Linked DNA regions of Mus musculus: region 1 is linked to region 2. A link is a loop called in an ENCODE intact Hi-C map of the cell type or tissue named here. Cell type or tissue: left cerebral cortex. All regions are shown on one strand. Links, peaks and the distances in the headings refer to the core of each region. The heading gives the core; the rest is flanking DNA. Region 1 holds the start of Gm40750 (a long non-coding RNA gene). Region 2 has its middle 50 kb from the start of Gm34297.

Region 1 (16,045 bases), core at 2,581-10,580, 320 kb before region 2:
TCCTTCTTACCGGTTGGGACATCTTCTGGATATATGCCCAGGAGAGGTATTGCGGGATCCTCCGGTAGTACTATGCCCAATTTTCTGAGGAACTGCCAGACTGATTTCCAGAGTGGTTGTACAAGCTTGCAATCCCACCAACAATGGAGGAGTGTTCCCCTTTCTCCACATCCTCGCCAGCATCTGCTGTCACCTGAGTTTTTGATCTTAGCTATTCTGACTGTAGTGAAGTGGAATCTCAGGGTTGTTTTGATTTGCATTTCCCTGATGATTAAGGATGTTGAACATTTTTTCAGGTGCTTCTCTGCCATTCGGTATTCCTCAGGTGAGAATTCTTTGTTTAGCTCTGAGCCCCATTTTTTAATGGGGTTATTTGATTTTTTGGAGTCCACCTTCTTGAGTTCTTTATATATATTGGATATTAGTCCCCTATCCGATTTGGGATAGGTAAAGATCCTTTCCCAATCTGTTGGTGGTCTTTTTGTCTTATTGACGGTGTCTTTTGCTTTGCAGAAGCTTTGCAATTTTATGAGGTGTACTTATGTTCTAAGTGGTCAAAAGATGTCAACTCTTCCTCATGTGTTACCTATCATCAGAGAATAGGCTCTCTGTTTGTTTTTTGGTTTTGGGGGGAGTTTTTTGTTTGTTTTTTGTTTTTAATAATAGTTTCTCTGTGTAGCTTTGACTGTCCTGCAGCTCACTATGTAGACCAGTTTGGCCTCAAACTCAGGGACCTGTCTCTGCCTCCCTATTCCCTATTGCTGGGATTAAGGGTGTGGGCTACTACCACCTAGCCTGAAAGATAGGTTCTTATTCCTCAAATTAACTATATCAATTTATCTGTAGGATAGTATAGGTGTGTGATCCTAGTAGTTAATACATACTTACTAATTTTTTCTTTCTTTCTTTCTTTCTTTCTTTCTTTCTTTCTTTCTTTCTTTTTTTTTTTTTAAGAAAAAATGGGTTTATTGAATATACTATAAAGGGCAATAGGTTAGACAGTAGTAGCAACCCAATTACTTTACTTAGAGTTTATAATGAAACAAATATCATGTAAGTCATCTTGCAGCCTTTCATTAGACAAATGAGAAGACAAAAAAAGGAGTTTATAGGAAACAGAAGAGGAGGAAGAGAGGAAGAGGAGGAAGAGGAGGAAGAAAATGAAAGAAGGAAGGAAGGAAGGAAGGCCCTCTCATTACCTTCTTCACTTTGTATTCTCTTGCAACAGGATTCTCTGAGTTAACGTTTCTCAGTTTTGGGTGAGTGTAGTTCTATAGGATTTATGATATAATTACTTTCCATAGGCCACATGTATTGTTGTAGACCTCTCCTTCACTATTTAAAAGCTTATGACATATGCATTTTATTATATATTGCTTTAAATCATTTTAAAAATAGTTTAGATTTAAATTAAATAAAAATATAAAGCATTGTTTCTATGAGAAAATGCATTCCAAGTTTCACAGAACCAAGTTATAAAAGAAGTTTTGGAACACAGCCCATTTATAAATTCAGGAATTTCTCATATATTTTGGGGAGTGGGAATTCTTAAATGTCTCATTAAAAGTTCTCCCTGGAGAGCATATTTCCTAAAAGGAAGGGTAAAATTTAGGACTGTTTACTTTTGACAGAGTCTTACTCCAGTCTAGGCTAACTTGGAACTCGTTATGTAATCCAGAACTTGCTGCAATCCTCCTGTCTCAGTCTCTCCCCATGTGCTGGGATTATAAACCTGAACCACCATGCTTATTGAGGATTGATTTTTTTAGATAACTTGCTAAGCTTCAGAGAAAAACGAGTTTTTCTTTGTGTAGGAAGTATTATTTGCTGAAGGCTAACTAGAGCCATACAGTGTTTCATTAAATCTGAGGACCATGTTCTCAGAACTTCTTCCTTTAATTCCCTTTGAAGACCGGTTTTGTACTACAGTTATGAATAAGAAAAGTAACCGAGGTGTCTGCGAATGAAGGAGAATGGTATTGGGGTTACATAGTCCAGAATCTTCTGCAAGAAACCTGTTCTGGAGTGAGAACTGCATCTTGAAAGTATCAGGCAGAAATACGACCTGATCATATTTGTTTGGTAGAACAGCCTGTGCATATGTTTTAGAGATGAACCTAGTTGTGGTGATGGCAAATGAAGGCAGTGAGACTGCATTTAATAGCACAAAATAATATATATATTGGAGTAAACAGAAAGTTTAGAGAACCCGGGGAAATGGGCCAAAAACCAAAACAAAGCAAAAAGCCAAGAAGATTGAGTTTGACAGAATTTCTTCCAAGTTGGGCAATGGAGCAAGTAATACTGGTGTTCCCAGAGGGAGGTGTGAGCTAACAAGTCAGTGGGTTGAAGCCGAGATGCCCGTGAGGTAACTGAATCACTTGTAGATTTATTGGTCTAAAGCTCAAGAATGAAGACATGTTTGGGAGACTGTTAGACTACTGGTCATTACTGAAGGTGTGGATAGAGATAAGATTCTCTACAGGGGTGTGGACGTGGAAAAGATGGTGGACAATGGCAACTTGGGGGAATGATTGCTTTAAATGAGACAATAGCAGAGGGAAAATGATGCAAGCATGACTGCGTAAATGGGGGGTGGGCAGGAAGTCAAAGGGATGAGGTGTTGGGAGGGGAAAGTTTGAAGGAGCCCTTAGTATATAATGCTGGAGGTCACAAGAAGGTCAGAGAGTATACAGAATAAACACAATACTTTGGAATTTTAAATCTGTGTACGGCATCGGGAACTCACAGGACCATGTGTAGCAGAACAGTACTGAAAACTGAGTCACAGCGTAAAAATTGAATGAGGGGTAAAGACCTGGGCAGCATGCATTTTGACTCTGAGTTCTGAGGGGAAGGAACAAAAGTGGCTACCGGATGCGGCCTCAGAGAGGAGTCCAAATTGTTTCCATATTGAGGATTGGGACTATAATTTCATCATGAGTAGCTCCACAACTGAACAGTCGATATTAGATGACAACATGTCCCTGATGTGCAAGGGGAGACAGAGCTCAGAGAGTCTCCTAGGCGGCAGGTTTGGTATCTTTCCATTGTAACTGTGTTGAAACTTTAGACAGCCCCATAACAATAGGGTAACTTATATGTGTCCTTCATCAATTAGTAATCTTCATTTATTACCAATGGGAGCTTAAGAAATGATTAATTTTCATTATGCTCGCAAAAAAAGAATAATGTCTATAGTCATGGCCTTCATAATGTCTCCAGAGTTCCATTTTTTCCTTTACTCATTCCTCAGATTTTATGGCTCATTAAAACATGTTCTCCATTAATTGAACCCAAATTATGCTTACTGTCGGGGATATGATGATAAACCAAAGCCAATACCTGCCCTTGAGACACTGTAGTTTTGCAACAGGGCCAGTTAGGAATGAATCTCAATGTCCTTTCTGTCACTTCTGCCCATAACATAACAGCCTGCATCCTGGGAGTAAATAGTGACACAAACTACTCTCCATCTTTCGTTTGCTGTGATGATATTCAAAGCCAACATCAGCATCTCCTTGGCATAGACTTTAGGTTTTACTTTCATGAGGCAGTCCTATGAATTCCTCTTGGTTAAACTTAAGGACAGAAAGACAAAGGGAGGAAGCTTCTGGTTTAGCTTTCTGTCTCTGAGTCATAAGATGTCGGAGAAAAATCAACTTAAAAGGAAAAAGGTGCTTCATTGTGTGTGTACCGATGGTTCAGCCTGTGATTACTCTGCTGTGCAGGACCTGTGATGATATCGGGGGTATCAGGGTGAGAGCACGTGGTGGAAGAGTGTTACTTCATATGCAGTTGGACAGCAAAGCAAGAAACAGCAAGTGACAAGGTCTTAGTATATCCACTAAACCAGTGCTTCTGAACCTTTCTAATGCTCTGATCCTTCAATACGGTTCCTCATGGTGTGGTGACCCCCAACCATAAAATTATTTTTGTTGCTACTTCATAACTGTAATGTTGCTACTATTATTGGTCATAATGAAAATAACTTTGGAGATAGACATTTGCCAAAGGGGTTGAAACTCACAGGTTGAGAAGCACTGCCCTTACAGGCATGCCCCAATAATCCAACTTTTCCCCTATCCACAACTGTTAGCTGAGGATGCTGGAGATAAAGAAGTTATGCCACGCTTTTTATTTTTCTCAAAATATGTTACATTGGGGAACAGCACCGCGTTTGAGATTCCGAACATCTGGGTCCGTCAGTTATCACTTTTGTAGCTCACTAGCTAAGAACACATCATTTAACAGCTTTTACAAGATGAAGATAACACCTGCCTTGCCTATTTGTTAGGATGTAAGCTTGGATTTGTGTTACTACCTTTAACAATCCAATAAAGGAGCGAATTGATTGTAACTTAAATCTGTTGCTTTGGGATGGCGTCAGAATCTTAATGTACTTTGTTTCTGCTCATGCCTAAAGGTTTTTTTTTTTTTTTCTCCAGATAAAGACAACACTAACTTGTTAATTTTGCCTTAAACAAAATTGAGATAGGCTCCTGTCCTTTGCAACAGAAGGCAGCCCAAGTTACTCGTTGTTTGCTTCAGAATTCAGACCCTTGCCCGTTAGAGGTGTGGGCTGATTCAGATGCACACTCTCTTGCAGAGCGTCCTCTGTGTTCCCATCCAGGGTCTCATCAGAGCGTAAACATGGTGGTGTGGTGGACCGGGATCCTTTGCTGCTCACTAAGGAAGGTGACGGCAGCACTCTAGTCATGATCTTTATGTAGTTGTCACAACAAATCTCAGCGCAGAGAAAAGGCTGGTCTTCTGACCCCTATGGGAACCACTGTGTGATCTTAGCATTAGTAGAAAGAGCTATTCCCCGGATTGTTATGATTCAAGACTATTGTCTGACGATACAATGCATTGTAAAACTTAAGGGTTCCGATTGGCCTTGGGGAGGAGAAAAGAAGTCCCAGGGCTGTGAAATCAGACTTTCTTGTAGTAAATTAGCACTCAACAATCTTGTTCATTGTCAGTGGAGAAGGAGCCATCCCCCTAGTGATGGATCAGTTACGACACTAAATCCCTTTGCTACCCTGGTTCCTCTTGCAATGGCCATTAATGATTGACACCGGTGGTGATCTGAGTTATACATTACTCGGTAATTAAAGTTTTCCTTTGCCCTGAATTCTGTGACTTAACACATATTAGTCAGCTTTTCCTCGTCTCCATTGTTTGAGTCCTGAAAGGACAATAAAAGCAGTCTGAGTATTTGGAAGAGCCTAGATTCAACATTGAGTAACTTGGCATTACCTTTGTGTTAGTTAGGTACCTGGCAAAAAGTAACCAGCACACAGGTATCTAGTGAACAATAGTGTTTGTCCTGAGCTTATCGATAGAAAGTCTTTAAGCAGTCATATACGTCAATCACATACTCCATCAACCTAATCTTAACATATTTGTGCTTTCTGCACAGCTTCATCTTTTCTATTAACATTGAAACAACAACGTATAAACATTTACTAAGAAAATATAATCCACAAAACCCAGCTTCTGTAGCATTAAATGAACACCGTGCATGTATTCCCACATGACTGGTTTTCTAATGCCTTACTTAGGTTTACGGCTCATGTAAATACCAAGCATCTCCAATCCTTGATAGCGTTATGCTTTATCCTCTTGGTGTCTCAAATTATGTTCCCATTGACAGGGATGAAGCATGCTCATCAGACACAAGCTATTTGGCCAAATCTGCTCTTATGCATAGGAGAAGCGGTAAAGTGCATCTCTGGAATGCTATAGAGCAGGATGCAGAACTTCACTTTGAACCTGGGCAAGTTCCTTCAACCCTGTGAGCATCAATTTCTTCATTCGGAAACCATGCATTAACTGTACCCCTTTGTAATACATGTAAGCAGATTAGTGGAGTGCTCACTGCAGCCTATGTGCCTACTATGCTATGACTTAGTGATGGAGAAGACAGAACTCACATGGCTTTGCCAAAATAGATTACTCATACTTAAATCTATGTTAAATCAGTTTTTTTTTTCAATTGCTGATCAATTATGTACATGCTCACCTGCCTTCATTGGGAACCTGCCTCCATTGGCAACAGTCGACCATGTCAGGAGACGTTTTGGGTTCTAATTTGCAGGAATGGAGCAAGGATGCTGCTATTGGAACCAATGGGAAGAGAGGGGAGCCTTTATCTATGAACATCCTGCAGTGCTCAAGAAAGATCTGCCTCCCCACCCCAGCTTTCATTGAGGAGGTTCCTGGTTCAAAACGCTGATAGAGCTGAGAAATTGAAGAAATCCAAAGGTATCCTTGTACAGAGAAATAACAAACCAATCCTCACTGAGAAACCAGTTTGTCAAGTACCTGTGGCTCTTCAATCCCAGGTACAACACCATCACCTTCCAGGGCGGAGCGGTGCACAGTTCACATTGCATGGGTGCACGTATTAGTTTACTTCATTCTCAAGATTCCTTAAGAGAAGGTCAGATTGGCATAACCTTCCCCACCTGCCCCCCCCCCCCCACCTTTTTTTGCAGAGGAGAAGGAGGAGTTAGGCTGAGAGGTTGACTTTCTCCCAGAAACACAGATTGTAATTAAACCCAGATGTTCCCCGCGTACAGCGCTTCTGCCACTCTCGTGTGCCCCGTGGTGCGTGTCTGTGTGTGTGTGTGGGATGCAGGAGGCATTTTAAACATGGCTCCTCCCTGCAAACTCATACCCAGCAGCGAGAGATCCCACCCGTGGCCAGTTATGTATACCTATCAGACTGTGATACACTTGCGATGATCCCTCCGCTCTCCGATGCTGTAGAATGTGACTTTGCAGCTGAACTGAAATCTGAGGATCTCTGTCTCCTGAACCTTCTGCAACATAAATGTAGTAACCAGTCTGCAAAACAAGGGTGCTACCCCTTCTTTACACTCTGTACTTTCGGAGCATATGCCATCATGTTCCTTCTCCCACTCCGGTCCTCCTACATAGCCCAGATGGTGCCAGGCCTGCTCCTTCAAACTTCTGCTTCCCTCTATTTCCATTTCACGCCCCTCCACTTCCGAGTGATTGAGCGCGAGGGGCTGAGGTTTAGGGATAGGATGTTTGACTTGGAGTCCAGATGTAAAAATATACCAAAAGGCAACCGGGTTTTGGCATGTGAACTCTGTTCCCCTCAGATCAGTGGCTATCGGCATATCAGCATCTGCAGTTGGTTCGTGGAGTTCTGAGAAGCATTGACTTTTAATTCAGATCTTATGAAAGTCGCAGGAATGTATTTTAGGGGAAAAAAAATAGACAGGAAATGCCTAGTCACTGCAAAGCTGCCTGCGATCCCTAAAGAACAATGTACTTCTCTGCTTGCGCATGCTGGGTTTATGCTGTCAAATTACTGTGATATTATTTTGATAAATGAGTAAACCTGATTCAAGCTGATGCTCAGTCACAAAGAAGTTTTTTAATACTTAAACTATTAAAAAAAAAAGCCAGAACACCAGGTAACCATCTTTTCCATAGAGGAAATAAACAGATTTATGATTTAGTGAATGTGGTGGTGCACGCCTTTAATCCCAGCACCGGGGAGGCAGAGGCAGGCGAATTTCTGAGTTTGAGGCCAGCCTGGTCTACAGAGTAAGTTCCAGGACAGCCAGGGCTATACAGAGAAACCCTGTCTCAAAAAAAAAAAAACAACAAAAAACAAACAAACAAACAAAAAACAAAAAAAAAAACAAAAGAAAAAGAAAAAGAAAAAAATATTATCAAAAAAAACTTTTAGAAAACTCTATAAGCTTTCTGATGTCATTAAATTTGCACTGCCATTTTTTACAAATACATGTAATCAGTAGCACAATTATTATTAAATGTTATACAAATATGTATATTTATAATCTATAATTTATCTATCATGTATTATTTACCATCTATCTATCTATCTATCTATCTATCTATCTATCTATCTATCTATCATAATCTATCTATAGATAGATATAGATTTCTTCCTATATCTATAACTATTTATCTATAGATGGATGATAATCTATCTATCATCTATCATGTATCTATCATCTATCTATTTTCCAGCATCTATACATGGATGATCATTTATCTATACATGGATGATCATCTATCTACCTGTCTGTCCTCTATCTATCTATCTATCTATCTATCTATCTATCATCTATCTGTCTGTCTGTCTGTCTATCTATCTATCTATCTATCTATCATCTGTCTATCTATCTATCTATCTATCTATCTATCTATCTATCTTCATCATCATTGTCATCATCATCATCATAATCACCTATCTATAGATAGGTATAGATACATTCCTATATCTATATCTCTCTATAGGTGGATGATTATCTATCATCCATCATCCATCTATCTATCTATCTATCTATCTATCTATCTATCTATCTATCATCTATCTATCTATCTTCATCATCTATCATGTTTCTTATCAGCTAGTAGCACAAAATTCTCTGAGTCTTTCCTTTGTTCCCATGTTTATTTCATGTGGAGCTATCCCTTACAGAAAACCATTGGGAGTTCAATGGTGCTTCACAGAGGAACAACTTGGAAAGATATAGACCCATGCTGGCTTTCTTCCTGGCTAAGGACATGGAGGGAAGTGGAGTGTAAAACAGAATCTTTCTTGATTTATTTTTACTTGTGTTGCTTTGGAAGATACTCAAAACTTATGTCCTCCATAAAAGACAGAACTGAAAGCAGTACAGGATGCAGCTTAGGCAGAAACTACTAACAGGAACTATCATTTTCCTGAGTCCATCCCCAGCCCCTGGAGTGGGCTGTGAAACCCAACTCAAAGCACATCTTATAATGACATCTTTGTGTTACCAATGCAGGAAGGATGCACAGGCTACTTCTGGCCTGTCCATCTTTTCTTACATCTTTCCCCTGTTCAAATCACTATCATGCCTTCCCAGTGTTTCCATGGGACCTGAATCCTTGACATGTTCTGTGGCGCCCTCCTAGTTTTCTGTCTTACTCTCCTTTCTCAGTAGACGCAGGCAACTGTGTGCAGGCAAGTGCCAGCAGCTGCCCCATCAAATCTCTGTGCAATGACTAGTCTCTCTAGGGGACAGGTCTTGGCGCAAGTTGTTGCTTTTAAGACTTGAATGTCATCATGGAAGGTGGGCCTACCACCTTAAAGGCTGAAGAGAACAATTTGGCATCCTCATATGTCAGTCTGAGAAACCCAAGCTCACTAAAACTCCCTTAAACATTACAACCTAATTTTTTAAAAATAAATTGTGTTGGAAGACCTTAATTTTTATGGATGTAAAGGAAGCCACTTTCTAGCATTTAATATTTGAATTGAAGTAATGGTGCACCAGTATAAAGAAATAAAATAATTTTCTTTTATGACTTCCTTGTGGCTTCGAGTTCATTGACTAAATAAATGTTTATCAAGAACTTACCAAGGTCCAACATTATAGTTAGTTTTGATTCATTTTTTCTTGGAGTGTGAGATCCTATGATAGGCTCCTGGGAAATAGAAAATTGTAAATTATGTGTTAAGAAAGTCAGGGACAAGATGTCAAATTAAAGACAAGCAAGGAGAGTTCTCACTTTGAATAAACTGGAGGCAAATGATATTTAATAGGCTGAAGATAAGTCAAAGGGTAAACAGCCATTCAAAGGAGGAAAGGTGAGCCTTCCAGGAAGAGACAATTCCAAGAGGAGTGTGAAATACAATTGCAGAGCCTAGAGATACAGGGAACTGGGGGGTGGGGGGAAGACATGGGAGAGAAATGCAAGGGCAAATATAGGACTCGCTGGAGCCATAAGTCCTGCTAAAATATTTAGATCTTGTTCCTATTTTATAAGAGGATTCCAGGGATTATTTTTACAAGAATTATCTGACATAACAATACATACCCCCCTCATGTGTCTTTGGTTCTTAAATCTTAAAAATAAAAATACTTACACTGCATTGAGAATGCTTAGAATGAAGTTTTTCTGAGGAACGTATATAAAAATGCTCATGAATTTCAAGTGAGCCATTTTATCTTTTGGTTCATTGGAGGAAATGAAAGGAGAAAGAAGCACTTGAATGGGTCTTCCAGGAAAACAACAAAAAAAGTAACATTTTAAATCTTCCAGGTTTCGAGAGTTGCTGAGAATTTCAAAGTGGGATTTTTGACTTCCAGAAAAAAAGTGTTTCTAAGCAGGGTTTTGGTTAAGCAACCTGAGAACTGCATCTCATTTGAGCCAGCCATCAGCTTTAGCCTTCAGCATATGCCATGGTCGATGTAGAAAACAATTTAGGGGAGCCATATCATAAGTCACGGAGGCTAGATCCTTCCCCAGCCAGCCTCCCAGATAAGGCTTCTTTCTTGTGGTTGCAAGAGGATGCTGGCTCCCAATATGCAGCAGGTACAATGTGAGTTTTGATAGAGGGAGGATTCTAAACACAAGTGGTCGAGGGAAGGTTCCAAATAATTTGAGAAATATCTGTAAAAGTGTTATTTCCTCACATGTAACTCCACTTTTAAGACATCCACTGCCCATTATTTTAGCTGAGTTAACATATAAGAGCACGCCTTTAATCCCAGCACTCGGGAGGCAGAGGCAGGCGGATTTCTGAGTTCGAGGCCAGCCTGGTCTACAAAGTGAGCTCCAGGACAGCCAGGGCTATACAGAGAAACCCTGTCTCGAAAAAACAAAAGAACAAAAACAAAAAACAAACAAACAAACAAACAAAAAACCAAAACCAAAAAACATATAAGAGCAATAATTCTAGTATGAAATAGTAAACGTGATACAAGACAGAAGGTGGGTTAAAAAGTAATAACTGGCTTTGACAAATTAAAAACTTATTTACCTAAGTCCAGAGTATATTGAATATAGAGAAGAAAGGCAAAGACTCCAAGCTGTCACTGAGATGAGTAAAGATTATATACTATTGTGTTTAAGGCTGTATTAGTTAAATCTATAACCAGGACATGAAATCAAATGAAAAACAAAACAAAACAAAACAAAACAAAAAACCCCAAAAAACCAGTGGATCTGATATTCTTCTATACTTTCTCTTAGAATTATTTCCTTCTTTCCTTCTTTTTTTCCTTCCTTCCCTCCTTCCTTCCTTCCTTCCTTCCTTCCTTCCTTCCTTCCTTCCCTCCCCCTCCCTCCCTCCCTCCCTCCCTAACTCCCTCCCTTCCCCCTCTCTTTCTTTCTTCTTCCAAAAACTGGATCTATTTTGTCCGAATACAACTTCTTCTCCCAGTAAGATGCCCCTCTTAACAGACTACTGAAATCATAATGAAGAATTAAGCTGGTGCATGTTTTCCTCGGTGCGAGTTATATAATATGCCTACTAGATCGCTACGAAGCCATACTTACCTAATTGTAATGAGGCCACCTCCTTGAAGAACACATGTTTGTGTCTCATATAACTAATTAATGAAGACTGGAATAATTGATGGTGAATGTAACTGAAGTATACCAGTAGACACTGAAGTTTACCGTCTCTCTGCCATTGGTCATACGAATACAAGATAATTTGATAAAACAGTAGCACTGTTTGTCCAATCCAAACAGTGCACATTCCATATGGCTAACACTTCAAAAGATTATCGCAGATAACTGAAACTGTAGGTCATTTAAGGTCATTCCTATAGTTTCAGATCCCAGAGGTCTATTCCCATGAGTAATAATGTGCTAATATGAGTATGAGCTCAGTTTATTCACTTGTCAGTGGGGGAAGCTTTGCACTCCTTAAACAGGACAAGAAAGACCTGCACTGATTGCCGTTTGCGGGATGTGAAATCCAAGCCAATGGTAACGCTGCCTGCAGCTGTGCGGTGTAGCCGCACCAGTTGGCTAGCCAGGTCTGTGGGTGTCTCTGTGTGACGACAATTCTGAGTAAGCATATTCTTAATAAAATTGGCTAGAGGAGAGAAAGACAAAAATAAGGGAAAAAAAGTAATGATAAAACATGTTATGAGTTATGGGCCTGACTATAGAAAGTAATAAAGTTGAGTTAGCTGGGAAGCAAGAAGGGAAGGTGACTCCCCACCGCCACCACAAGACTTCATAAGAATGATATTACAGTTTATGTTTTGAAAGCAGTGAGAGATTTGAGACCGCTAGCTCCAACCCCTTGACCTTGGGTCAAGTGGTCTTGGATGAAAGTAGCTTTTCCTTCTATATTTAAAACCCTCCTTTCTTAGTTTAATCCTCTCCTCCCTTTTGACCTGCCTTACCCTCTTCTCCTCTCCTTACCTCTATCCTTCCTTCTCTCAAGTCTTCCTTTTCTTCTTTCTCTCTCTCCTCTTCCCTCCCTTTTCCTTCCTGTCTTCCCTCCTGCCCATCTGCCCCTTCTCCTCCCCATCCTACCCTATCCTTTGCTCCTCCCCTAACTCTCTTCCCTCCCTATTTCCCTCCTTTTCTCGTTTCACAGGGGCTCCCTATGTAGCCCAGGCTGTCCTCAAACTGCTAATCTAGTGCATGTTCTTCATTATAAACATATCTGATTCTCCTAACTTCACACAGAACAACTCTAACTTATAACTATGCAGTAAACCGAGGTTAACAGAACCTTTAGGTAAAGAGACCAACGTGCTGCTAGAAAACCTAAGTAGCTCTCAGATGGCTACACGTGAAGCTCTCTCTCATATTTAAAAGCACGACATTAACTCTGGTTTTCCTGAATTGCTCTTTTCTTTAGTGAAGCCTCATCGATTTAAGCAAATGCCATTTCCAAAGAGATCTTCCACGTTCTCTTTGTGACGTGCTGCTCTGTTACAAATCTCATTTGGAGCTACTCTGTGTTTTTCCATCTGAGGAAAATGGAGTGGCTGCAGGTGACATCAATCTTTATGGTCTTTTGTCTTCATCTTGATGAGGGGTGAGGGGAGAGGCTGGTGCGTTTCTGCAGCTGCCTTTTATTTCAGTACAAAGATAATGGCGAGTCTTTCTGAAGGGTCCGACTTCCACTTTTTTGAAAGTGGATCCGAAATGGGAGTCAAGGAGCATGAGTTATTCGCTAGATTGCAAAGGGCTGCAACAATAGCTTCCTTGTTGAAAAGGGTTAAGCTCACCTGCTCTGTGGCTGTGGCAAATGCTGCTAAATAAATAACTGTTCAACAGAAACACTTTAACCAACATTACAAAGAAATGCAGAAGCTTGAATAGCATGAAATTCTCACAGGGAAACAAGCCTGCAAAAATGAAGATTTTTTTTAAATTAAAAAATTCTATTTTTTTAACAGAAAAAAATTAGTGTGTGTGTGTGTGTGTGTGTGTGTGTGAAACAGAAGGTATTGTAAATTATTCTTCTTTGATGAAGTGAAAAATAAAGTTAAAAGAGTTTTGAAGACTAATTGTTTTATTTACTTCAAAAATCTGAGGTTTAAGTAATTTCATGGAGTTCTGATACTTAGTTGCTTTCAACCCCTGGTTTCATGGGTGTGGGGGTGGGGACAAATTCAAAGGTCATACATTCCTGCTGACTTTGAGTTACATATGGTTTCTAGGGCCAAGAACAAGGAGCACAAAGAGCTGTGCTCTGTGTCATGGTAGATGAACCACCTGTTCATTTTTCTTCCAGATCAGTTTACATACTGTAACTCGACCTTTATTTTATCTACTCTTAAACTTAATTCACCCAACAGCAGAGGATCTAACTGGTAACATTGTCTCGATAACAGATAAGACAGGGTCACAAGGCAGGGATGGAGGCTTCATTCTCTTTTTTAAAACAAACTTCGTTAATAACAGACACCAATCCAAAGTAATTTCTGAATATCACAAACCTAAGGCACTGTTTGTAGCTCACTGATGACAAAAAGAAATTAGTCCAATATTTCCTGAGAAATATTTTCTCCTATAAGATAATGACAACTTTATTTGTGTACAAGTTGCCCTGTGGAAGGGAATCTTATAATCCTGTCGGTTAGTTTCCTAGTCATCAGATGTGGGCAAGGTCCACATCCAGCTAATGGAAGGCAGGACCATAAGGGTGTCTGTGACAGTGAGGTGGAGAGAGGAGGAGGGGTGCCTGCCTTCAAAGCAAGGGATTTGCAAGCCTTTGACTTTGTGGACTAGGTAAGCAGTTATGCCAGCTTTATATTCCCTTTGTGCCTTCAGGTATCTAAGGTAAGACTGCTACTCACGATTATCCTTGAGTACACAACGGTAACTGTGAATTTGAAATGTCTAATTAAGGTTCCCCCGGAGAGGGACTAGATCTCGTTCTATGTTTTACATGATGTCTTAATGAGAAAAAGGACCACCTTATTCCATAATGTCCCGTCTATTGTGACTGTTAGGATGGTTTTGTCCACAGAGAGATGTATAGGCAAAGTTGTCTTTCTTGATATTTGCATACATGAGGGTAGTGTCCCTGTCCCTACATGACCCGAGAGTTGGAGCAAGCACTATAGGTCAGTTCAGGTGTCTGCTCTTGGCCTGTTTCTGGGGGTTGCACTTTAGGGAGGAGCTGACAAGTACCAATAGATATGTAGATATAACAGTTTTTTGAAGATGAGTGGATATCACCTACATAAGGAGATGTTATAGACAATAAAGGAATGCCTTGTTTAGATATCTAAATACCTGACAGTGTTTTTAGTTTAAAAAAGGGAGAATCAGCACACAGCCAGTTTCTGGGTGACATTCTACAGCTCAGAGAAACATTGAGATAAAGCGAACATTAGGTGTCATGTGATACATCTAGGTAACAACAGATCCTGTGCCTTGATAAAGGTGACTCAATTTTTTTTTTGGTTTTGCTTCTCGTGCCTGTGTCGTTAATGAAAAGAAACAATTTGATAGAATGTTTCTAGTTGTTAACTGTGAGTCATCCCTTCCCTTTGCATCTCGGCTTTCAGAGAGAAACAGGCAGATGATAACACTTCTCCTTTCTCAGTAAAGCTGTCATGCAAAGCATCGCTGAGGCTGTCTCCTCATATAGTTAGCATAGTTGCTATACAATTAATTATTATCATTATATACCATTAATTTTAGAATGTGGTATTGACATTTTCCTCAACTCCTGCTATAAGAATTGGTCTGTCTTATTTGCTCTGTTGCTTAGACTCATGGGAAACTCAAGGATAAATAATGACAGCAACTGTACTGGTCTTTATATAATGGAGGAATTAGTTTCCTCATTTTTATGAAAGCAACCAGATGACATGAATTGTGACATTTGGGTCATGGAAAGAGCTGTTGTAGTCACAAGAGCATGTTAAGTCCATAGTTCACATGATCTGACTTAGAATGGTTATTGTTGTTGTTGTTTTTCTTTCTGGGAAATGGTCTGATGTATTGATATATTGGCACCAATATTATAAATATATTTGACAGCAATGACAGAGGCGTTGGAACAATGGTCTTTTTTGTTAGGAGGCCACACGTGTCCACTGATGCAAAGGATCTAGCAGTGGAATTAGGTTCACTTAGATTTGGATCATAGTTCTCCCATTTCTTAGCCATGGTATTTGTCATATATTAAATCACTCTTGAATCACAGTATAATATTTGTGAAAGATATAAAGGTCTTAGAACAGAGCCCTGCCAAAGGAAATACTCAGTTAATAATGGTTATTCCTTTTCTGATGTAATTATTCATTAAAACTTAAACTAGGTAATACTGGTAAAACTTGAAAGCAGATGTTCTAAACAATCCTCCAAGGTATAGAAGAGATAATAATGGAAATTTTATCTTTCAACAGAGAGATTGTATAAATATTTCACTGTGTGCATTAAACCATTTCATAAAAAGATTTAGCAGCTTTTCTTTACCTGTATGATATAGAAGTCTAAGGCATCTGTAAAATTTTATTCTGTGATTAAGAATAATTTCATTAAAATGCTGAAACTATGATCAGTATTTTTAAAGTTGAAATACTAATAATCCAAATTGACAAATATAACATGATTAGTTATTTATAATTAACAAAAGTTCTAAAGTCTCAACATTCTGTAAGTTCAGAAACTGACTTTAATAAATTACAAATCTCTGGGTAACTTTTACAGATTACAAATCTCTAGGTAACTCCATCCACCAGTTTGCAAATATGCTACTTTCTAGAGCTTTGCTTGTAGTTTACTTGTTGGG
Region 2 (16,045 bases), core at 5,309-13,308:
ATTTACAAGTGGAGAAACCAAGGAAGAACAGGGTTTCATAATATGTTAAAAGTTTCCTAGGTAGTATATTGTAAACCAGGTCAGGTCCATATATATATGTATATAATATATTATATGTATATTTGTAAAATTTGCAAGACTTGAAAGGCATGTTTTCAAGAAACACTGATTAATACAGTCTACTCCATAGACAATATGTTGTGCTAGTCTTTGGAATTTCATTAATCTGAAAATTTCTATATAAAGACCATTAAAATTTGTAGTTTCTTTTCATGGAAAGAAAAAAAAAAGAGACAAATCTACAAAACCATTTTCTCTCTAATTGAGCTCAAATCAGCAGCCATACATCCTAAAAGTGTTAAGTTATGTTATTTTTGAGAAATGATGTGACATGCCCTAGATTTCAAATGCAGATGCTGCAGACAACCGAGTAAATTTCTGAATCAAAATCGCTATATAGGACATTAACAGGCAGGAACTGGGGTGGAGAGGCAGTACCCAGCTCTGTGGTTGGGATCCTGTCTGGAATACTGCCACCTAGCGATGCTAGTCCGTCATCTGCCCCCTCTTCGGAAGAATGCTCCTCACTGTGGCTTCTTCCCCCCTTCGCAGATATCCTAGTAACGGATTGTTCCTGCAGGGTTTTAAGGCCACCCACCCATGCTTTATAAACATAATTTACAAAGGAGGACAGACCGGTAGGATTGTGAAAGAGAGGGAGATGAACAGCAGAGGATTTATCAAGAACTCGTAAGCGCCCAACAGTCATGTAGATTGAAGAGAGGAGAAAAGCATGGAAATTAAGAATAACGGAAATAGGGTGAATAAAAAAATATTCGAAGAGAAGACGAGATGAGGAGGGATTTCTTCTTGTTGTTGTCTTGTTGTAAAATGAGAAATAGAAGTTAAAAAGTGGAATTATGAAGTTAGTAAACAAACAAACAAACAAACAAAAAAACCATAGGGACAAATACCAGTACGTATAAAGAATGACAGAAGAAAGCAGCCGAATAAACTTAGCTATTAATGAGAAGACTTGAAGGTCTCTTTTTAAAAAACAATAAAAGCAAAGTGTCACATTGGTTTCTCTTAAGTATAGTTGAACATTTCCAGTATCCTAGAGGAAGAAGTCATTTCTCTTGCTGTCTCCCCTGTGTAATGCTAATGGCCTTGTTGGATCTTGCCACTTGCTTCATTAAAATACTGGACACCTTTTGTGCTCTTGAGTTGCTGTAGAATCCACACACAGAACCCAGGGAGCATAGGGCAGCCCATCCCGAGAATTTATTTAGGGAGTTCTGGTTTTCTAGCATTCTTTGTAATGCTACTAAGCAGCTAGCCATATTTTGGGAATATACATTGAGGAAGATTATCAACTTTTAGTTATTTTTGTAATTCAAATCAGGGTCACTAATATATAAAAATGACAGCAATAGTGGTTGTGATAATATATTTCTCTGTTCATGTTTTAGAAAACACGTAACTCCACATTATCTTCTGTTCTCTGAACAGCCACATTGTTCAGTCATGGCTAGGGGAACCAGTCTCTTTTCTAGCCACGACATTTGAGCTTCGAGTATAGAGGACCTCTCCAAAGTTCTTACTTACTAAATGCCTTTTTATAGGATCACAAAACTGGGAAATAATGTTTTATTTTCCCGTAAAATTCAATAATGCTTGAAAATGACATGCATGACGCTGGGAAAGAGGCATTGTTACCTCCTACATGGCTGGGAATGTCTCTGGAGGAGGCCTGCTTGCTGCCCTCTAAGTTATTTCATGCATTAGAAGTTTTCTCTTTGGACCGTAGGAGCTGAGAAGGAACACATTCTTCTATGGTAAGATTCGGTTTATTACCCTTTCCAGTGTTATATCTGTGTGTACTTATAATTAAAGTACATCGGTCATATAACTATTTGAATGTCTTGTCTGACAAAATAAAAACCTGGCAGGGATAGAGGATAGGCCAGATATTGAAAGAAGCTTCATTGATAAGTTCTTTGAAATGGCACATTGAAAAGAGTCCATTCTTTCAACTATTGAATCAAAACGTGATTTGTTATCAACGTGGTGTCAAGTCGTATATGCTAAGTGTTGAGGACAGAAGCTGGACACCACCCTGTTCTTATAAAAGGTCTAGCTTCGACGTGAATGCAGGAATATCCATCCACTTAGCTTTTATGCCACAAAGGCTACTTACAACCACCCACGGATGACTCCAGGTCAGAATTACCTTTGTTCTAGTTCAGATGAAAGTAGCCCTATGGCAGATCCTCCAGTAGGGGACATCTCCCTAACCTCTACAATTGAAAACTAGGACACTTACCTTTGGTTTTCAAAGGAGTACTGTTTGACTTCTATCAACTTGCTTTTAGTGTGAACCAGAAAAAAAATGACCTAGTTGACTGGTTTAACCAAAAATAGATTGAAACAGTCATGTAAATTTATAGGAAAAATTTTGGTCAGTTCAACTTGCTTTTCCCAGACTCTGTCTCTCAGAGCAGCAACCGTCAGTCACATGTCCCAACTTTGTAGATGAGAAAACTGCTGTATAGAAGGGAAAACAGAAGCGATGAAAAGATAAATTAGAATTTTTCGGTAATCCAGGCAAGAAGGTTAATGACTCATTTCAGTTGGCGGCTGTGAACATTGAGAGAGAAGATAGAAGCTAGCAATAACCAATGTAAAATTTGCAGTGATTGGGAATGATTGTTAGAAAATTAGTGAGGGAGGGAGGAAGGAAGGAGAGAGAGAGAGAGAGAGAGAGAGAGAGAGAGAGAGAGAGAGAGAGAGAGAGAGAGAGAATGTGAGTAGTCTAAAATTGTTTCATCTCCAAGAACATTGTCCATACAAAGAAGAATCATTTGAGGAGGCAGTAGGAATGTCAGCCCTCATAACCCAACAAGATTAAACTGATTTTCAAAAGTGAGCATGATGTTCTATTGGAATCTAAACTGAGATTGGGATAGTAGAGCCAAGGACCCTATAAGGACTAGATGGATTTTTGGGAGAAAAAGAGCAAGCCAGTTCACCAATATAAGGAAAGCAGGGGGTGGGGATGGAGGGATGAGGGATGAGGGATGAGGGATGAGGGATGAGGGATGAGGGAGGAGAGAGGAGGGAGGAGGGAGGAGGGAGGAAGGAGGAGGAAAGCCTTCAGTGCAGTAGGAATGCTGTTTCTGTCAGAAGAGCATTACAGTGGAGAGGGAGCCGTTTGAAGGTGATCTCTTGGTAGTTGGAGGTTTTCCTCTAGTAAACTGGAACAGAAATCAGGAAATGAACTACTATTATTGTTACAGTAATCATTACTGTGACTTTATGTAGGATATGACAAGCAGGCTACAGATAACCAGAGCCTGTGAGACTCCAGCTACTCAATCAACACAAAACACTCGAGACTAGACATATTAAAAATGGATTCCCTGGCCAGTAGGGCTGGGGTATAACTTGAAATATCAAACATATGTTAATTAGAAAAGAGATTAATCATCCTCAGAACGCCTTCCACATTTACCATATCAATCCTCTCAATAGCCCCAAGGTAGGTATCAGTATTCCCCCTTCAGGTTTTTCATATAAGGAAACAGAAGGTGAAGTAAAAATACTTGTTCAAGGACTAAAACCTGCTCAAGGTCACAAGTTTGTTCAAGGTCACAAGCTTGTTCAAGCTGGAACTAAAATCCAAATATATTCTCAAAAAATGCACATTAAGGACAGTAAGTAGAAGATGTAGTCATCTCTTGAAGAAATCATTCTCGTTGTTAAGGTAGGAATAGCAGAATGTCCATGTCTAGATTTATAACCCATGGGATCATCTGGATGTGCACCGTTGTCCTGATTCTGTAGTGATTCTGTGATGTCTGGAACAGAGTTTGACTCTTCAAATCTGTTTTACAGCACCCCATGGACAGGATTGTTTTGTATATTATGTTATTTGCACATCTCTTTGGAAGTATGCTTAGGACACCATCTTATGAATATAGAGGCTGATAATCTCACTTGGTATTCATCCACTGACGGTGGGTTTGAAAAAAACCAGGTAATACATAAAGAACCAACATAGTTTTACTTTTGAGCATATCATAATGGCAGATGGTACCTTTATGTGTCTTTGATTGTCCTATTTTATTTCTCACGACTGCTAGCTAGTACAGGAGATAAATTGCTTCCCAAAGAAAGATACTTTTCTTGTCCTTATGACCTAGTACTTTATAGGAACTACAAATCTTTTTCTTTTTTTTTAACAGACATTACCCAAATTATCCCATTAAGTAAGTAATTCTTGTAGTTGTTCTAGGCTTTGTGGTATGATATAGAACAAATGGCTTTGCCTGATATGGGAAAATCAGAGAATGTTTTCCTATTAAAAAATTCTGCATTGTATTTTGAATATAATTTCTTATAATAATGGTCTTTTTTTCTTTTTGTTTTAGATGTTAAGGCTTTAATTGGTAGAATAAATCTAAATTTCTAGTTTGTAGTCTAAAATGAATTTGTAGAACTTGGAATTGAAAAGGACACTGGGCAGAAAGGATGGAGAGTTGGAAAGTGTGAGTGTGTGTGTGTGTGTATGTGTTTATGTGTGTGCTTTGTGTGTGTGTGTATGTGTTTATGTGTGTGCTTTGTGTGTGTGTGTATGTGTTTATGTGTGTGCTTTGTGTGTGTACATGTGTGTGTGAGTATGTGTATATATATGAGTATGTGTGTATATATGTGTGTGTTGTGTGTGTGAGTATGTATATGTATGTATGTGTGTATGTGTGTGCTGTGTGTGTGTGTGCATTTGTGTGTGTATGTGACTATGTGTATGTGAGTATGCATGTATGTGTGTGCTGTGTGTGTGTGTGTGTTTGTGTGTGTGTGTGTAGAAACAGTGATGTGATGATTTTCAAAAAGGCATAGCCTTTAGGACACCAAAACAAAGAGGAATAGGAAATTGGGAAAATGAACAAAAATTAAAAAAAAATGATCTAAAGGGGACTATTGGCTCAGTTCATTAGCACTATGTTCAAAGGAAAACAAGATTTGTAAAAGAAAAAAGGCAGGGAGATTGTTATAAGACTCTTACGTTATAGACATGTGAATTACATAGGAGAAAATAAGTCAAAGTTAGCTAAGGCTATAGATTGAGAGGCCAAATCTTTTAAATTCTATTCTATTCTAGAGAAACTGACCTAAGTTTGAACTCAGGTAAACTAACAGGCTGTTACTTCTCATTAGTTTTCAAGTTACCCCCCCAACAAAACATGAGCTTAGCTCCAATCTCTAGACTAACCCCCAACAAGACCTGCATCTGTCCAGGTTATACCACAACAAGAACAATGTACCCAGGTTATTACCCCAACAGCTCTGCATCCCCAGGTTACCAGCCTGGCCCCTGCCTAATGACCACCAATGCAGAGGGAAACAGAAATTAAGTTTATGATATGATTCCAAGCACCAGCCAATTATCCTGGTAGCTCTCCAATTAGATGATTAAACAACCCCTTCCACACTTGTAGCTTTTTATAAAGCCTTGCCCTAATATATATTCAGGGCTGCCCACCATCAAAACCATCCTGTTTGATATCAGTATGTTGAGGGGTGGGGCAGAGCTAGCTCTAATATAAAAAGCCCTACTGTGGTTGCATCAGATAGGCTCCTGTCTGTTTTTTTGGAGGGATCACTAACACTTCCCTGGCACTACAAGATCAGTGTTAGAGTGCTTATCCTGTTCAAGACACACACTGGATTCAATCACATAACCAGCAGCTCTCTCTCTCTCTCTCTCTCTCTCTCTCTCTCAGTCACACACACACACACACACACACACACACACACACACACACACAAATAAAATAAAAAAGGAACTGAAGGTTCCCATGAATGAATTCTGAATTCTGGATTTTTGGTTGGTCAAAAGTTACATTATTCCTATTCCTTTCCATCTCAGTGTGGCCCCCTGAACAGTTTTAACAATCTGATATAGAACCTCTGGGAAAGTCCTCTTACAAAACATGGGACATTTCTTTTCTTATTTCCTTCATTTACTGGTGGCTTTGAGTATTGTTGTGGCACTTGGGGATTCAGCCATCACTTTGGATGCTAGAAACTGGGGACCACATGGCAGTATTACAAGGAACTTGTAGCCTGACATATTTTTTCTCCCTTTTCTCCATTCTAAATGAGGGGGTTATATTTGGATATGAGAGAAGAAGGCATCAATAAAAAATATTGAGGCTATAAATACTGATAAGAGGAGTGGTATCACTCCCTCTATTTTCCTGCATGAACAGATAAGATGATCAGTTTCTGGTTTTCCAGCGTGCAAACAGCCAAGCAACCAAGGCATGCTGAAAAGACAGTAAAATCAGTCTGCATTTGTAATGTCCAGGTATTCCTGATGTAGGCACCTGATCTAGGTAAGAGAAAGGTGTACCTTTGTATCCAGAGCTACGGAAGCATGGCAGAGTGCAGGCATAATAGAGAGGGCAAGGGTATGGATGCTGTGCACTTGTCTCCAGGTATTTAAACAGTCGGGGTTGATGACAGCTCTGGAGACCTCAGCATTCATGGTGGAAACTATGGGAGCTGACCCTCAGCTCTACCACTGACTAATGAATTGGTAGCAGGAAGCAAGCCATCATCTCTACCTCCAGTGCAAATTCTTTCCTTTGTAAAATGAAGGCCTCGTGAAATCATTAATTCGTTCAGAATACACATTGAATGGGAGTCCCTCCAATGCACCTAAGAATATTCAATAATTAAAAGACCCCTTTTGGTCCTCGGGTGAGTTGCATGGGAATGAGGTCTTGATGTAATTAAATAGGGTCTTCCTCCTCCTCCTCCTCCTCCTCCTCCTCCTCCTCCTCTTCTTCTTCTCCTTCTCCTTCTCCTTCTCCTTCTCCTTCTCCTCCTCCTCCTCCTCCTCCTCCTCCTCCTCCTCCTCCTCCTCCTCCTCCTCCTCCTCCTCCTCCTCCTTCTTCTTCTTCTTCTTCTTCTTCTTCTTCTTCTTCTTCTTCTTCTTCTTCTTCTTCTTCTATTAGATAATTTATTTACATTTCAAATGTTATCCCCTTTCCTGGTTTCCCCTCCGAAAATCCCCTCCCTATTCCCCTCCCCCTGCTCACCAACCCACCCAATATAGTGAGCTGTAACCCCGAAAAAAGGACAGTAGGAAACAACAAGGGTGCCGCAGGTAGGGAAAAGCTCTGCTGGTCCTGTGCTTAGATGAGCAAGAGTTGCTGAGTGAATCAGACAATGATGGAAATTTCCAGGGAAGGACTAACCTTGTAGATGCTTGTTGGCGTCTCTCACAGCTTTGATATTTTTCTTTGTTTCTATCTCATTTGGCGCTGGAGAGGGGCTTGAACCAATGTATGGTAGGAGTGTGGGGATGAATACATAAAGACAAGAGAGAAGGAGATCATTTTGTGAACCCCTTTAACCAATGGAAATGAATTTAAAGCGAATGCTATGGAGGAGGACCCATGCACTAGATGACGAAAACCGCCTTTGTCTGATTTATGCTGATTTTTTTGGTAAGGTCTTAGAGATGGTTTAAAAATGGCTCAGCAGAATTGCAAGGCCTCCTTTAGTTGTCCCACCCAGAGTAGGGCTGGAGAACTTGAGCTTTATAAAGATATCCGCTTACTAGGGGGTAGGTCTTAGGCAAGTTTAACTACTTTTAAGCCTCGATCCCCTCATCTGAAAAACAGGGTATAATAATAGTATTTCTTTCCTGGGGTGAGATTCAAATCTATTAAATATGGACAACCAGGCTGGCGCAAACAAGCACCATGATGTTGCCTATTTTACCTGCGATTTACATATAATCCTCTGCCAAAGTGAGTTGTATGTGGTACCATGTGTTTGTGCAGGGTTGACTAGCTTAACATTCTCCCTCATCTAAGTGATGACTTAGAATCCATTTCCATTATCAGAGCAAGAAAGTATGTCCAGTGAGACCCTATTCTGGACACACAATGGATAAGACACAATATGCAGTAAATTCATTATTAAAATATGTCTTAAATATCAGAAGAGTATTTAGGAAATCTATGGAGGCAGCTGCCTGGCTTGTCCAGAGGCCATTTCTGCATCGCATGCCAAGTGTACAATGACAGACGTCATGACAGGAGTTTGACACAGGAGTTTGACTCAGGATTTGACTCAGCTGGTTTATATACCCCCTTTGCCTTCACAGATCTTTCTCCCTCAACATTTAACTGTTATTTTTTAAGAGGAAAATCTGAGCCAGTAACCAGGACACCGGAGGAGAGTCAAGGTTGGGCAAACGCGCTCTGTTATTAGCCACCAGCAAAAATGGTATTTTTAAACAAAAGCAATTTTTTAAGTTTCGATTAAGGGACTCAAAAGGATTTTCTAAAATGAATCCTGCTCTGAAGCAGTTCTTCTTCTCCTGCGACTTCACGTCGTTTGGACAAGCCGGTGCTTCGAAATGGTTCTTTTCCTGCTGACGTCACCGCATGGCTGCTTCTTCCTAGCAAGACTTAACTGAGGGTGCCCAGCCCAGGAGCTGCTTACCCTGAAGTGGCAGTGATTTTTTTTTTTCAAAAACAATAAAGCTATCTACACTCAGTCTCTCTTGATTATACTGCAGGAACAACCTGTGTAGGGAAACAATATCCTGGATCCTGCTGAAGGCTCACACAGATGGAACATCAGTGGGAGGAGCTGCCAGCGACTTCCCTGCCAACTTGTTAGTGCTGGAGACATTATCCTCTTGTTTTGCCAGTTTAATAGAGGATCAGTCGTAAAAATTCTCTGTGGGCTCAGCAACATAATTATTATCTATGGTCTCTGCATTAACTGTGAGGAAACATCGTGGTCTGAGTCTGCCTCATTTTAAATGCCGAGCTGTGCCCACATTTATCCCACAACCAACCTGAAAAATGCAACATCCCCTGAGCACAGCTATGCCTGTCATCATGGCGGATGCTAAGTATGTGCTTGCCTATGTCCTGCCGTTTAACAGTCAGTGCGCTCCTGCGGTGCTTGCCTCCTTTCCCCTGACCTTTTCCGACATCAGTGCCCTTGCGATTGAAAATTATTAAGCAGGGAAAAAAAAAATCTGTGTCACATTTAGTTCTGGTACTCAGTCCAGAAGAGCCAAGCCCCTGCAAATTTGGAAAACAAACTCCTTAACAGATGGGCCGCATAAAGTTTACAACATGTGCGGTGTGGGAGGTAGTATGACTCTAGGCGAGAAACAGAAGACTAGAAATTTGGGAGCGCAGAGTTTTTGAATTTGCTCTTGTTTCCTTTGGTTCTAGCAGATCACATAAGCTTATGCCCTTCAGTTCTCTCACATTACCTGATACCTTAACCTTATAAGCAAGTGAGTAATAAGAAATCAGGAAACGTTGTTTTTCTTAATAGGAAGCAGGAGCACATTGCTTCTTGTTATTGCCAGGACTGTGCACAACTGGTATCAATCTGCTAATAAAAACGGGGCTGCAGGATTTAGAAAAATCCCGTGTTGCAATTTTAAATTTGAAAAAACAGTTCTCTTTCACAGAGAACAGGTGTCTTTGGTCTATAAACGGCAAATATTAAGGCACCACAGAAAAGAAGTTGACCTGTCTTGAAAGAAAAGAATCATTGAAAAATTGTTGGTTGATGACTTCCAAATAGGCATGGCAGCATGTCTTGCAAGTGATCTCTGGAAGCTAAAGGTGTTAGAAATCATTTGAACTAAAGTGGTGTGATATGAACTTGATTATTGTGTGACAGGCAAGGGTGCTGAAACATGGATGGTCTTTGGTATTATTCCGGGTTATTTATTTAAGGACACAAATGTCTCAGCCACACCACAGGCCTACTGATTGGAAACAATGACAAGCAAACCTAGGGACTCTGTGCTTTGCAAAGTCCTTAAGCTGATACCAATGGCTAATCACAGTTGGTCTCTGTCATAATTTCTAAAACTATGTGAAGCAACAACAACAATTTGGTCATATAGATTATGACTGAAATTCCAAAGCCAAAGACAGAAATACAGGTGTTATCTTTTAAGAAGACATGAGAGGATGGGAGACAGAAAGTGTAAGGTCGGGAAGAGGGGTCCATGGTTCAGTCACAAGAAGGCCGGACAGGAAGCAATTGAGAGGAAAAGGCCTTCTGAAGGTGAGCAGGAGAGAAATTCAGAAGTGAAGGTTTGCAGATAGCGGCAAGGACAGTGTGGGTGCTTCCCTGCTGAACTGGTCTCAAAATTTGCTTTTAGTTTGACACTGCCTCCATTCAGTCAGAGAACATGTGATAGTTTGAATGAGATTATCCTCCATTGGGACATTTATTTGAAAGCTTGGTTCCTAATGGGGAGAACTGCTTGGAAAGGATTGGAAGGTGTGGCGTTGTTGAAGGAGGTGTGTCACTGGGGTGTTCTTTGAGGTTACAAAGCCCATGGTATTCCTAGGTAGTTCTCTGGCTCTTTCTCTGATTCATGTTTATGGATCAGATGAAAGTTCTCCTCTGCTGCTTCATTGCCAGGCCTGAGCTGTCTGGTGCCACGTTCCCCACCCCATCATGGACTCACCCTCTGAAACTGTAAGCACCAATAAATTCTGTCTTCTATAAGTTGGCTTGGTCACAGTGACTAACTAAGACAGTGTATTTTGAAAATTGAGCTGTATCCATGATGCTGGCCTCTCTGCAGCACCCAGGGAAGCACTTGAAGGATGCAGGATCAAACACATCCAGCACTGTCTCTGTAAATTGGTTTCTGCATACCTCTTATGAAACACGTTCTCCGACTGGACTGATTGCTAACTTTTTAAAAGTATAGTAACCTTATGTTGCTCTTGGAAGCACCAACTTCATACCCATGCAGTCTTCATACACGTTTCTCACTCCCATAAAATTCTGCCCTCCAACTATCTGCATTCAATTTGTGTTTTTAACTTAGGCCAGCAGTTCTCCACCTGTGGGTTGTGACCCCTAAGGGAAGTCAAATAACCCTACAGAGGTCACATATGAGATATCCTGCATATCAGATATTTACATTACAATTTATAACAGTAGCAAAATTACAGTGATCAATTAGCAATGAAGATATTTTTATAGTTGGGGAACATCACAGCATGGGGAACTGTATGAAAGGGTCACAGGATCAGGAGGCTGAGAACCACTGACGGACTTTCTGGCCATTCCTTAGGATTTCTCTGATTTTCTTTCAAGATCTTGCTTTGTAGTTCATACGGGCCTGGGATTAATTATGTAGGCTTCAATTTACATTGCATTGGCTCAGCTTTCTTAAGTATTACCATTACAGGGACTCACCATCCCTGTTTGGTAAGGACAATATAGTCTAAAGTAGACCTCTTTATTATAGTTACACTGCATTTCTTGTCACTATTAATCATAATTTAATGACACCCCATGGGCTTGGTTGCTTTTCAAAAATCTACAATGGAGATTTAGGTTTTCAAAAGCAGTCAGTTTTGGCCATTTTGGTGTACGTGCTATCCACCAAAGTTTCAGAATAACTGTGAAAGTTTAATAAATAATTGCTCTTGTGGTAAGCAAGCAAGTGCATCATAGGTGTTTAGAGACCCAAGGAATCTTTTAGTATGTCATTTATGCCAAACAACTCATACTGTTTAATGCTATTGTTTTCGGATTTGGGGAGATACAAAGATGAGTCATGTGGATGTAAAAACAATTATTTAGGCAAAAATGTACTGAGAATCAATTGAGTTGTGGTGAAGATATAAAAACGAAGAAAGTAACTAAATTTGGTTCTTACAATCAAGAAAGATGGTTATGCGGTGTTTCTTCCACTGGGCCTGGGTCTATATGGAATTTAAATAGTCAACTATAGTAAACAGTAAGTTTCTGACTTATAACACAGCCTTCTTCCTTTAGTTAGATGTAACCACCCTACTATGTCAGGGATGGTATTTAGAGACAGGGAGGAGGAAGGAAGCAAGAAATATCTGCTCCAGCCCTGGATCATAGTTGATTAGAATTGACCTGGCCTCCTGATCCAAGTAAGTGGAGTCAAGCTCTCCCTTCCTGGGATTTGCAGTGGCAATTTAAAAAATTCCAGGCAGCTGCAGGTAGATGGTGAAACAAGTTGATATGAACATGCTGGCGAGTGGAAGGCGGGGATGGGGGCAAGTTCTGTTTTCAATGCCATATGAGACCCACTTTATCTGCTTTAATTAAGCTAGAGTTAATGTGTGTCTATTATTCCAGCTCTAGAGAGTCTTAATGAAGACAGATGAAAAGGTGGAGAAGTTACGAACAGAACAGAAAGTGATGAGCACTCTGAAGATGGGAGCACTGGATATGTAAGGACATGATCTTCACGTTTTCCTATGCCACGATCCCATTTTTTGATACTATGAGGATGAAAAGAATTTTAATAGGAACCTTATGAGAGAGAAGAGCAATTGTGGGAAAAATTAAAATCGAAATACAATGCAGTGTGCGAGTCACATTTAAAGGAAGTATCATGAAAGGGTGTGAGAAATGTTGAAATGGAAGCCACTCCTAACAATGGAGTGGTGGTTTTCGCTTTTCCATTCAGTCCATTATGTCGCATGTTATAAGTATTTTAATCAGTATGGCCTTTGGCTGCTAAAGGACAGAACTGTGAAAACTGGATCCACTTTACTCAAGATAAAAGATCATCACTGAGTAAGGGTACTTGCCATCAAGGCTGATGACCCAAGTGTGATTTCTTCAATCCTAGGCAGTGGAAGGAGAGAGCAGGCTCACATAACTTGATGTATGACCTCCAAATGCACCATAATGTTATGTGTTATGTGTATGTGCGCGCGCACATACACACACACACAGACACACACACAGACACACACACACACACACACACACACACACACACACACATACACACACACACACACACACACACACACACACACACACACATACACACACACCCCAAATTGAAAACTCTATTAGCTAGCACTCCAAAGCATTAATGTTCCCCAGCGATGTCTAGTTTCTCTATTTTTCATGTGTTCTGAAATCTTCCATTAGTTGATTGTTTGCTCTAATTTTATGCTTATTTTATGAGCTCTAACATCGAGAAGCCCACCTCATGGATATAGTTGTTGACTATGTCACATGAAGAAAGGACTAGCAGGAGCTGTAGAGATAAGCTACACATAAAACTGTCTGTAATCATGATAGGAGCAACATTTTGAAGAATTATTTAATTTTTCTTGGGATCAAGGTGAGATGGTAAGTAAGGCTATGATGAAAGGGAGGTAGGCAGCTGCCCGCTGTTGACTTATTGTCTCTTGAGTCCAAATTGTGCTCACCATCTATTGCCTACAATGGAGACAGAACTATTAAGAATGTCCTCCCTACTACCCCGCCCCCCACTTGATCATAGCAGATGCTTGAGACACACTATGGGAGGAATAATTGCCTCTCAGTGCTGGGATGCTTGTTGCACTCACATACTCTCATGGGGTTTCTTGATTTGATTCTTGTGGCAAGTCACAACAGGCAGCAGCTAGAATCCACAGCTGTCCCCAGGAATCCCTTAGCATTATAGCCAGCTGCTCCTAGTGAGATACCTCCCCATGAACAAATACCAGATAGTGACTCTCCAGTCATTTCCCCCAGGCCAGCATAACAGTAACGTCTGACTTCTGTGTCATCATTGAGCTGTGTCTAGTCTTGTTTTGATACTACCTAGATCTCAGCCTGTGGAGAGGGGAGTCGTTAAGTGGTACTCAGCTCAATAAGTGATGGCTTCTTACTATAGCCATTCTTATATTCATATGCATTCGTTTTATTGCTTTCCTGGCAGTTGTTGAATCACTGAGTACCCTGTTAAAGTTAGTAAGTTTTCTTTTCTATGAGTGCTTTTCATATTTCAGGACAAAAAGCAGAGGGGCAGGAGAAAGTGTGGAATGACCTAAAAGTACAGATTGGCAGTGTTTCCTGGCAAAATGCAGTTGATATAATATTGCAGCCAGTATGTGAGATTGGGTAGGTAGTTAGGGCTGGAGAATAAAAAAAAAAAAAAACAACAACAACAAAAAAAAACAAAACAAAACAGTGTATTCTACTGTGAAGCTCTCAAGCTGGGGATGGTAGGTCTGCCTTTGTCTTTTATTGCCCATCTGCCTTTAGAGCAGTATGAAAGATACATTTTAATAGATGATAAAGATTTGAGCCAAAGTGATGCTGGGGGTGGAGAGAGGATAGGACTGTATCCTGGAGACATACAAGAGAGACATAAATCACAATACGGAAGTGACACAGAATGGGGAATATTCAAAGGATTCAGTGACCTATGTCGTGGCATGGGCCTGTAATCCCAGTGACGTTCAGATTAAATTAACGGGGGATGGTGATCTGACAATGCAGGGGAAGTTGATAGAATTCTTAGGTTTGGGACAGATGGAAGGCATCCTTGTTTGTTTGGGGTATATTAGTTTGAAAGAGGCAAAAAACAAAAAGCAGTGGCTATAGCTCTGTTTTGAGTGTACTTTGCACAAGGTTCTCTGTTCAACTAAGCTTGAGTAATTATTCATGTAATCCCAACAAATTTAAGCCAGGCTTTTATCCCAAGGTAAATATATTCAATGGGCCCATTTTTATAATGCATGTTCTGCTTTGAATAGCTTTACGGGAATTTTGGATTTTTTTTTCTGGAAACTTCTTCCAGATGATGGAACCTTAAAATATAGAAGACAGTGAATATTTTATTTTAAAAAATGTTTATTTCACTTGGGCAGAGTGAAGAAGAGAGGCTCAATAAATAAAGACATAGGAATTATGTCTCCCTTAGGCTATATCTTCAGATGTTGGCTTTTGTATCCCTTCACTTGAAGAAGTAGTTCTCTCAGGGTAGATTGATTCTGCTAGGCGTCTGCATTTCCAGAAGGCTGTGTTCGGTCTCCTCAGATGCTGATTTGCTAACAATGGGAACTCTAGTAGCCTTCAAGGGATGGAAGACCTAGAGAAGATCACTCTGAAGGAATGTTATGGATGCGCAGATGCTATGCATAGCACCAGCTGGAAACGACATGTCTGCCTTGGCTGCTCAAGAGCTGGCTGCTGCCTGTTGCCTGAGGCAGTTAACTGACAAGCAAAGAAGCCTTGCAATGCTGGCTTAGGATGTTTCTATCAGTCAGTTATTTAGAATGTAAGCCAGCAGTGTCCTCCAGAACATACCAGTGTAGGGTGGATGGAGCACCTTCAGAATCCAGTCATCTGTGATGTGGCAGGAAATTCAAAGTATGTGACTTGTGCAGCATTAATGTGATTTAACTTCAAAAGGTAACTCCTAATTAGTCCAATGAAATAATAATGCTTTCCTGGTTTCTATTAGGTTATTTAACTAACCAATCACTCATATTTTTAATGTTTGCATACAACCACCCCCCACACACAAAATTAAAAATACAATAAAATAAAATCACCATAAACCTTAAAATCGTAATTATCTAAGACAAGAGCGATTGCATCCCCTGTAACCATGTGAACATAATTTTGAAGCATGTTTTCTTCTTTCTGAAAAGCAGAATAGAATGTAAACAAATTACTTACAATGAGTTTGTATTTTCTGTTTACTAAAGTAGGGGTGGCATGCTCTCCATTTGGTTAGTTCTTTTCCTTAGTACTATATGCTTAATCAATTCTCTCTCCTCCCCTTCTCTCTCTCACTGTGTGTGTGTGTGTGTTCCTGTCCCCTCAGGAGAGATATTAAAAACTAAAAGCTCAATAAAATTTGATAAAGTAAATGCATTACAGTGTCTGATCCAGGATTCACCTCACCTGTTCTTCCTGTAGACTTGAATTGCTGTAGGCTACATCTATCATTGCAATGAAAGAAAAGAATCCCAAGCAGGCTATCTCATGTAAGCTATTAGTTGATTGGGAATAAATTTCTGCCTTATACTGGCCATGTTAATTTCATGATCTATAGTCATACCAAAGGCACTTTTATTATTTCTTCAAAGACTTTAGGTCTTCTGCATACATATTATAGCTTTAGGCTTAGTATTTTTTAAAATAAAATTTTATTGGATATTTTCTTTATTTACATTTCAAATGT

The links. Hi-C counts contacts between places; a loop is a spot of excess contacts. Peaks named below come from ENCODE experiments on the same cell type or tissue, not always from the same donor. Only the 100,000 strongest peaks of a DNase experiment are listed, where the experiment ranks them.
Region 1: it touches region 2 in a loop (11-fold over the local background); 2 of 42 quality-filtered maps call a loop at or near these places.

Annotation. Positions count from the first base shown.
Region 1 is chr10:98,797,914-98,813,958 of GRCm38, reverse strand. It overlaps Gm40750 (a long non-coding RNA gene), which reads right to left and starts at 6,822. Exons shown (of 3, transcript XR_871989.2): 1 at 6,726-6,822; 2 at 6,029-6,122; 3 at 4,494-5,191. In left cerebral cortex, for the core only: no CTCF peak of the experiment used is centred there; DNase peaks (open chromatin) are centred at 5,966, 6,941 and 8,751; H3K4me3 peaks cover 204 bases; H3K27ac peaks cover 2,177 bases.
Region 2 is chr10:98,479,048-98,495,092 of GRCm38, reverse strand. No RefSeq gene overlaps it. Among named protein-coding and RNA genes, the nearest start is that of Gm34297, 50 kb to the left of the region's middle. In left cerebral cortex, for the core only: no CTCF peak of the experiment used is centred there; DNase peaks (open chromatin) are centred at 8,716 and 9,145; H3K4me3 peaks cover 392 bases; H3K27ac peaks cover 2,216 bases.